2 separate regions of the Homo sapiens genome follow, and region 2 is linked to region 1. A link is an interaction called in ENCODE POLR2A ChIA-PET data of the cell type or tissue named here. Cell type or tissue: B cell. All regions are shown on one strand. Each heading gives the region's core, and the rest is flanking DNA. Links, peaks and the distances in the headings are about the cores only.

What was found. Peaks named below come from ENCODE experiments on the same cell type or tissue, not always from the same donor. Only the 100,000 strongest peaks of a DNase experiment are listed, where the experiment ranks them.
Region 2: POLR2A ChIA-PET joins it to region 1 with 6 read pairs; 1 of 35 experiments calls an interaction of 5 or more read pairs at or near these places.

The regions. Positions count from the first base shown.
Region 1 is chr16:80,674,870-80,679,259 of GRCh38, reverse strand. All of the region lies in intron 2 of CDYL2 (chromodomain Y like 2), which reads left to right. Among named protein-coding and RNA genes, the nearest start is that of LINC01227, 100 kb to the right of the region's middle. In B cell, for the core only: no CTCF peak of the experiment used is centred there; a DNase peak (open chromatin) is centred at 2,509; H3K4me3 peaks cover 1,124 bases; H3K27me3 peaks cover 326 bases.
Region 2 is chr16:78,987,544-78,991,933 of GRCh38, reverse strand. The region is part of intron 8 of WWOX (WW domain containing oxidoreductase); the gene reads right to left. Among named protein-coding and RNA genes, the nearest start is that of WWOX-AS2, 490 kb to the right of the region's middle. In B cell, for the core only: no CTCF peak of the experiment used is centred there; a DNase peak (open chromatin) is centred at 2,113; H3K4me3 peaks cover 307 bases; H3K27ac peaks cover 499 bases.

The DNA of each region.
Region 1 (4,390 bases), core at 147-4,146:
ATACTTTAAGTTTTAGGGTACATGTGTACAATGTGCAGGTTAGTTACATATGTATACATGTGACATGCTGGCACAATGCACCCACTAACTCGTCATCTAGCATTAGGTATATCTCCCAATGCTATCCCTCCCCCCTCCCCCCACCCCACAACAGTCCCCAGAGTGTGATGTTCCCCTTCCTGTGTCCATGTGTTCTCATTGTTCAGTTCCCACCTATGAGTGAGAATATGCAGTGTTTGGTTTTTTGTTCTTGCGATAGTTTACTGAGAATGATGATTTCCAGTTTCATCCATGTCCCTACAAAGGACGTGAACTCATCATTTTTTATGGCTGCATAGTATTCCATGGTGTATATGTGCCACATTTTCTTAATCCAATCTATCATTGTTGGACATTTGGGCTGGTTCCAAGTCTTTGCTATTGTGAATAGTGCCGCAATAAACATACGTGTGCATGTGTCTTTATAGCAGCATGATTTATAGTCCTTTGGGTATATACCCAGTAATGGGATGGCTAGGTCAAATGGTATTTCTAGTTCTAGATCCCTGAGGAATCGCCACACTGACTTCCACAATGGTTGAACTACTTTACAGTCCCACCAACAGTGTAAAAGTGTTCCTATTTCTCCACATCCTCTCCAGCACCTGTTGTTTCCTGACTTTTTAATGATTGCCATTCTAACTGGTGTGAGATGGTATCTCATTGTGGTTTTGATTTGCATTTCTCTGATGGCCAGTGGTGGTGAGCATTTTTTCATGTGTCTTTTGGCTGCATAAATGTCTTCTTTTGAGAAGTGTCTGTTCATGTCCTTCGCCCACTTTTTGATGGGGTTGTTTGTTTTTCTCTTGTAAATTTGTTTGAGTTCATCGTAGATTCTGGATATTAGCCCTTTGTCAGATGAGTAGGTTGCGAAAATTTTCTCCCATTTTGTGGGTTGCCTGTTCACTCTGATGGTAGTTTCTTTTGCTGTACAGAAGCTCTTTAGTTTAATTAGATCCCATTTGTCAATTTTGGCTTTTGTTGCCATTGCTTTTGGTGTTTTAGACATGAAGGCCTTGCCCGTGCCTATGTCCTGAATAGTAATGCCTAGGTTTTCTTCTAGGGTTTTTATGGTTTTAGGTCTAGCGTTTAAGTCTTTAATCCATCTTGAATTGATTTTTGTATAAGGTGTAAGGAAGGGATCCAGTTTCAGCTTTCTACATATGGCTAGCCAGTTTTCCCAGCACCATTTATTAAATAGGGAATCCTTTCCCCATTTCTTGTTTTTCTCAGGTTTGTCAAAGATCAGATAGTTGTAGATATGCAACGTTATTTCTGAGGGCTCTGTTCTGTTCCATTGATCTATATCTCTGTTTTGGTACCAGTACCATGCTGTTTTGGTTACTGTAGCCTTGTAGTATAGTTTGAAGTCAGGTAGCGTGATGCCTCCAGCTTTGTTCTTTTGGCTTAGGATTGACTTGGCAATGTGGGCTCTTTTTTGGTTATTTATTTATTTATTTTTATTTTTATTTTTATTTTTTTGAGATGGAGTCTCGCTCTGTCGCCCAGGCTGGAGTGCAGTGGTGCAATCTTGGCTCACTGCAAGCTCCGCCTCCTGAGTTCACGCCATTCTCCTGCCTCAGCCTCCCGAGTAGCTGGGACTACAGGCGCCTGCCACCATGCCCAGCTGATTTTTTTTGTATTTTTATTAGAGACGGGGTTTCACCGTGTTGGGCAGCATGGTCTCATCTCCTGACCTCGTGGTCCGCCCGCCTCAGCCTCCCAAAGTGCTGGGATTCCAGGCGTGCGCCACTGCGCCTGGCCGACACCTCCTTGTTTATTGATAGATGGGTATGGTGCTTCTGAGCCTGAAACGCTGTGACTAACTCCATGCCACTCAATCTGAAAACCTAGATAACATCATCACTTCCATAGAGAAATACAACTCAACAAAACAGCCTAAAGGAGGGCTAGAAAGCCTGAAGAGAGAAATAACTATTAAAGAAATTGGGCCAGGAGTGGTGGCTCATGCCTGTAATCCCAGCACTTTGGGAGGCTGAGGCAGTGGATAGCTTGAGCCCAGGAGTTCAAGACCAGCCTGGGCAACATGGCGAAACCCTGTCTCTCCAAAAAAATACAAAAATTAGCCAGGTGTGGTGGCACATGCCTGTAGTCCCAGCTTTCCAGGGAGCTGAGGTGGGAGGATCACTTGAGCCCAGGAGGTGGAGGCTGCAGTGAGCTGTGATTGTGCCACTGCACTCCAGCCTGGGCGACAGAGCGAGACTCTGTCTCAAAAAAAAAAAAAAAAAAAAAAAAATACATTGAATTGGTTGTTAAAAAGTCCTCAGAAGAAGTAAGAAAGGAGGAACACAAGGCCCAGAGGGTTTTGCAGGCAAATCTAAACGTTCTAGAATAGATCATCTGACCACACATTCTAGAGCAGATAACCCCTCCCTTATCCAAATGATTATGGAGAACAGGAAAATGGGAAAATACTCCCAACTCCTGTGACGAGGTCAGTATGACCTGGATTTCCAAACCAGACAAAGAGAGGAGGAGAAATGCAAATTACAAGTCAATCTCACTTCAGAATGCAGTAGTGAAAGTCCTGAATAACCTTCTGGGCTTATTATAGTTCCCTTGATACTTCCTCAAAACTACGACTGTTTCAGAAACATCTCATTCCTTGCCCTGAACTTGACCCCAGTTCATTGCCTTTAGAATCACCACTGCTTCTCTGGGTGAGGAGCTTGTCCCAGAAGAGGCCCAGGGAAACTGGTTCAGGAAGGCTCTGACTGTCATCGGCAGTGGCCCCACACTATCTGGTGAACCACTGAGAGGTCAGGAAGGGTGTTCCCGGGGCAGCCTCTTGTCAGCACAGGTATCCATGTATCCACTTCCCTGAGCCCAGCTGTTCTTCCTGACCCACTTCAAGTACCCACCCCCAGGCCAACACACTTTCACTAACCTTTTCAATTTTTAAAAGCAGATGATTTTTCCAAGTCAGTAACAACAAAAACTTGAGGGTTTTTTAATCTTTTGTCTTTCACAGGGTGGCAAGTAAGGAAGGTGTGCTAATGAACTAACTTAAAACCCTTTGATGTGGTGGTGTTAAGACCCTGTCCAACTTGGCCACCGCCCTATGCACATGGAAAGTGCCAGGCTGTGATGGGAAATCCGACTCTTTAACCAGGAGCAACTTGACCTATGGCAGATCCAAGGGGAGAATCGATTCTCCCCGCTTGGCTCCTGAATTCTGGATTTGATTTTGGTGCCCAGAAGAGGATGATGGAGTCTTGACCACTGTCAAGGTTTAGAAACCAACTAATTGCTTTTCCTACCTGCTCAGCTGTCGTTTTCCTCCCTCAATGTCCTTAGGAAAGTCTTAGGCACTGTTTGCTCATGGCTATCCATCAGGGGACTTCCAAAAAGGGTATAGTGGGGGAGTGGAAGCGATCCTCCCCAGGAGCAAGCAGTAAGCGGGTACAGTGTCTGTAGAGGGCTCCAAAACAATAATAAAACTTCACCTCCTAATGTCGGTGAAAAGCCGCTCTCCTTATTGAGGGTTCCAAAACAATAATAAAACTTCACCTCCTAATGTCGGTGAAAAGCCGCTCTCCCTGTTGAGGGTTCCAAAACAATAATAAAACTTCACCTCCTAATGTCGGTGAAAAGCCACTCTCCCCATTGAGGTGGATCCCAGGGCCTTCCTCCACCCTGACTCCTCACACAAAGCAGCCAGTCTTCATGAATGATGATGATAATGGTGGCAGCGGTGGTGGTGGTGGTGATGGTAGCAATAGTAGCTAACATTTCTTGAGGTCTTACTGCAGGTAACGCCTAGCTCTTTGTATTTGATCTACTAAATGTGATTTAATTTCCTCAGTGGTTCTCTGATGGAGCAGTTTAACAACATAGCAACATAACAAGGTTACCTGGGATCAACCTTGTTTATAGATGGGGAAGCTGAGGCTCAGCAAGGGTAAGACACAGCACTGAGAGAAGGAATTAGGGTGTGGTGCCGGGTCTGGGGATGCTGAAGCTGTTGGGGGTCTGTGACCAGTTTTGTAAATGAAGAAAGGTACTTCAGGGATTCAGGTTGAAGCCAACAGACCTTTCCCAGATGCCAAGGGCATTGTTCTGGCCAACACCCCTGGGCCTGCCTTTGAGGCATCTTCAGTAGTATCAGAGATGCTGACTTGGCATTCCAGGGAGGTGGAACCTCTGGTCCTGGTGATTTTCCTTAGGGCCTTAGATTAAAACACACACACATGTATGCATGTACATACACATGCACATATTCACATCACAGATGTACACATCACACACTCATGCACACATCATATATACACACACACCTGCACATCTATGCATTGTAAAGGGGACTCCCTCAATTGTCAAAGTTTATTTC
Region 2 (4,390 bases), core at 282-4,281, 1.7 Mb after region 1:
TTGTGGCTGGTATTGTGTTAGGCGGGAACAAAGGAACATTTATGGAGGTGATCGCAAGACCACAGGGCCCCACATGGACAGGAGTCTGAAGCAGTGATGATGGTAATGAACACCGAGATGAAAACTACCAAGATCTCCTGAAAGCTTATGGGAACACGGAAATGTGTTAAGCCCCTCACCTTCCTGTTTCATCTTAACATCACCACGAGGAGGGGTTAACCTTATGGCTTGCGTTGTATAGGAAAGGAAACTGAGGTTCTGAGGGAGTGAAAACAAGTTACCCAAGGGGCCCCACCACTGGTAGGTGGAGAATCTGGCTTTTTTTTTTTTTTTGAGACAAGGTCTTGCTGTGTCTCCCAGTCTGGAGTGCAGTGGTGCAATCATGGCTCACTATAGCCTCAAATTCCCAGGCTCAAGCCATCTTCCCATCTCAGCCTCCTGAGTAGCTGGGACTACAGGTGTGCACCACCACACCCAGCTAATTTTTAATTTTTTTATTATTTATAGAGATGAAGTCTCCTTGTGTTGACCAGGCTGGCCTCAAACTCCTGGGCTCAAGTGATCCTCCCATCTCAGCCTCCCAAAATGCTGGAATTACAGGCGTGAGCCACTGTGCCTGGCTGGGACCTGGATTTAACATGGACTCCAAATTCCAAGCTTGCTGTCTCATTGCCAAAAGTGGGAGGGTGGTAATTTCATCCAAGAAATAGTTCAGGGTGACTCCTAAGCACAGTGGTGAGAATTTCTCCAAATTTCTTCTTTGACTTTGACAAGGGCTGAATGTGCCATCAATGACTTAGTAAGGTACTTTCCTTCACTTTTCCTTCTCCACAACTCTTCTTTGGGAAGCTGAAGGCTGCCATGCTTTGACTTGTCCCCAGAGTGTCCTGCTCTGTTCAAAGGCACTTTATAAATCTAACAAAATGACCAAGATCCAAACAGGCTGTCCTTGCCAGGGTTTTGGTCTGAAGACAAGCTCCCCTGGAGGTCGGTTCTTCTTTCTCAGCATGACACCTCTCTCTTAAGGGAAAAATCACTCATGCTGTGTTCATCACCTGTTTTGTCTCCTTTTAAAAAATGCCAAGTGAACACAGAGACAAATTCAGTCCAGAAAGACTGAGGCAAAGCTTGATTAAGACAGCAGAGGGATCCTGGCAGGTCTGACTGTGCCCTCTTGCCAGACTTCCTTCCTTCCCTGTCTCCCTCCCTCCCTCCTTCCTCCTTCCTTCTTCCTTCTTTCCTCTATGTGCTTCTCCCTCTCTCTTTTTCCTTCCTCCTTTTTCTTCTTTCATTTTACTTTATCACATTCTGGCCTGTTCGCTCTACCATCTTACAACTTGGGTGGTGATGGAATTACCCTGGGGCTTTGGGGGCTCCCCGGTGTAAACAAAGAGCTGTTGTCAGTGTGATGTGCATTTTGGCATTGATAGAATGCAGGCCACAGAGTTTGCAGTAACACAGCTGTTGACCTTTAGTAGCTCCGGACTCTGGAAATCCACTGAAGCTAGACAGCCATTCCCTAGCCCAGAACTAGGTCGTGCAGAGAACAGTTGAGGCTCCTCAGGCTGCGGACAGGGCCCTTCTCAAGGCACAAGGAGGATCTTGCAGAGCCCATGACTTAGAACCAATGCACAGTCAGGCTTCATGGAAAACAGGCAGCAATTACAAAGCATGGGGGGAATGGAGGCCCTTAATCTGAGATGCTGATCAGTTGAGCTCAACCTCTCTCTCTTTTTTTTTTTTTTTTGGTGAGACAAGGTCTCCCTCTGTCACCCAGGCTGGTGTGCAGTGGCAAGGTCATGGCTCACTGCAGCCTAGACTTCCTGGGCTCTAAAGATCCTCCCACTTCAGCCTCCCGAGTAGCTGAGACTACAAGCGTCTGTCACCAAGCCCAGCTAATTTTTGTATTTTTTGTAGAGATGAGGGCTTTGCCGTGTTGCCCAGGCTAGCCTCGAACTCGTGAGTTCAAGCAATTTGCTCGCCCCGGCCTCCCAAAGTGCTAGAATTACAGACATGAGCCACTGTACCTGGAATCCCCCGCCTCTCTTTCCCTCCATCTGTCTCTCTCTCTCTCAATCACACACACACACACACACACACACACACACACACGCTCACACACCACCTCTGTCTCACTTTGCTTCCTCTCACTTCCTCCTGGGCCAGCCCCATTACTCTCAGCATCTCACCGCCCTCTTTGCACACCTGCTCCATTCTCTCTCCTGCTCTGCTTCTGGCTTACTCATGCTCTCTGCTCCCTAACACCCTTCTTGCAAAGGGTCCCAACTGGATGCCCAATTCCTGAATCCACAAGACTGCTCAGTCTCAGTATTTATCCCCAAACACAAGTCTTTTTCTGTGTCTTTCAGTTCACATTTTTGAGAGCTGAACCACACAGGAGTCCACTGCTGGCCCCACTACCTTTGACTGGTGGTGGAGCCATGGGCGCTATGGACAGGGATCCCCAGCCTGCAAGCCAGCATGGGCAGGATGCCTGGATGCAATATTTGTGGTGCTGTTAAGATTCTGCAGGGTGGTTTGACTGCATCAGGGCCATTCTATCTTGGGGATCCAAGGAAGCAAAGATGAGTTCATCAGACATATATATAAGCTAATGTATTTAGCTCTTGATATTGAACTAATCAAACTAAAAAGAAGGCCTTCTAATTGAATTAGAATTCTTAGAACCACCCGAAGAGGAAAGATGGTTAGTGGATGGGGGCATCCAAGATGGAACACTATTCCCAATTACTCACTAACCCTGGGGAGATACAATAAGGGTTCAGCATCTTCAGAACTCTAAATATGCTGATAATTTTAGTAATTAAGGACTCCAAAAAGGGATCATTGTTAGTCCCAAAGCTCTACAAGTTAAATGGCTTACTCTGAATCATCGAACTCAGGATGATTACTTCCTCCTTGTTTTAACAGAGAACTCAGGTTGTACAGGAACTCAGGAATTCTCCTGCCTAGTTCCTGAAGCAAAATGAAACCTTCCAACAAAGCTGAAAAGAAGCACGTGTATCTGCTTTGCCTGACTGCCCACCAGAGCTCGTTTCTCCACTGATCGATTGGGGCTCGCAGCAACATGCTGGCCCCAGGGATGCACACAAGCCACGGCTGAGAAAGGACAGGCTGGGAGTGGGGCACAGACTACAGCCACCGGTCTTTCTCTCTGGGAAGAAACTAACTTGACAGCTATGCAGGAATCTCCCATTTCCCTACCCAAATGCACTTTCCATCCTTCTGTACTGGTCTTCGTGCCTGAAAAAGTTGACCAATATGAACACATCAGTAACTTCCTTTTGCCATCTGGTTTCTAGCAGGGCTTGAACAATGGCAAAGAGTTGAAGGGGCGGGGATGTTTATTCCGCTGGGACCTCTCCTGGGGAGAGGGAGTATTACCAGTGGTAGGCTGAATTCCTCAACCAAAGGTTACAGCTCCTTCCAAGGAGTCTTCTCCATCCTGGCACCTTCAACTGTCTCCAGTATCTGCTCCCTCTCCTTGGCCAAGGATGGTGACAGCCACCCCTATTACTACCTCTGAGAAATTAATTTTCTTTCTTTTTTTTTTTTTTTTATTTTTTTTGAGACAGAGTTTTGCTCTTGTTGCCTGGGCTGGAGTGCAATAGCGTGATCTTGGCTCACTGCAACCTCTGCCTCCCGGGTTCAAGTGATTCTCCAGCCTCAGCCTCCCGAGGAGCTGAGATTACAGATGCCTGTCACCATGCCCAGCTAAGTTTTTGTATTTTTAGTAGAGACGGGGTTTCACCATGTTGGCCAGACTGGTCTCAAACTCCTGACCTCAGGTGATCCACCAGCCTCGGCCTCCCAAACTGCTGGTATTACAGGCGTGACCCACAGCACCAGACCAGAAATTCGCTCTCTTTTATGTTTCCCTACACCTTGACCACCCCCCCTTTATAAAATAGCCCCTTTGTTATTAAAATTTCTTGAAATTACTCAATTTGGGTTTGTTACCTCTTTCCCACTGGGACTACCATGGATACAGAAGGGACATGACGAGACCTGTGGTTTCACCGGAATCATGTTGTAAGCAGCAAAGCCCACAGGGCTGATTCACTGTTTAAACAGCAAGGTGGGAAAGTCCTGCTGGAAATTTTTGGAGAGCACATTTTTTAAAAGTTGACAAGTTCATCAGCCCAAGAAGAAAAGGACACAGAGAGTTTGGGCCGACATATCGCAACTCTCATTAGCGCGAAATGAATTCACGTTACTCTGCCTCTGAACATGGAGGGCCCTGTACAGAAACAAAGACATATGCACCATCATGCAAAAAAGCCACTTGAAACATGAGGGAGCATAGAGGAAAGTCCTTGAAGAGGTCTTTTCCAATTTTTCTCAACCCACATATTTTATAGGAAAGCTT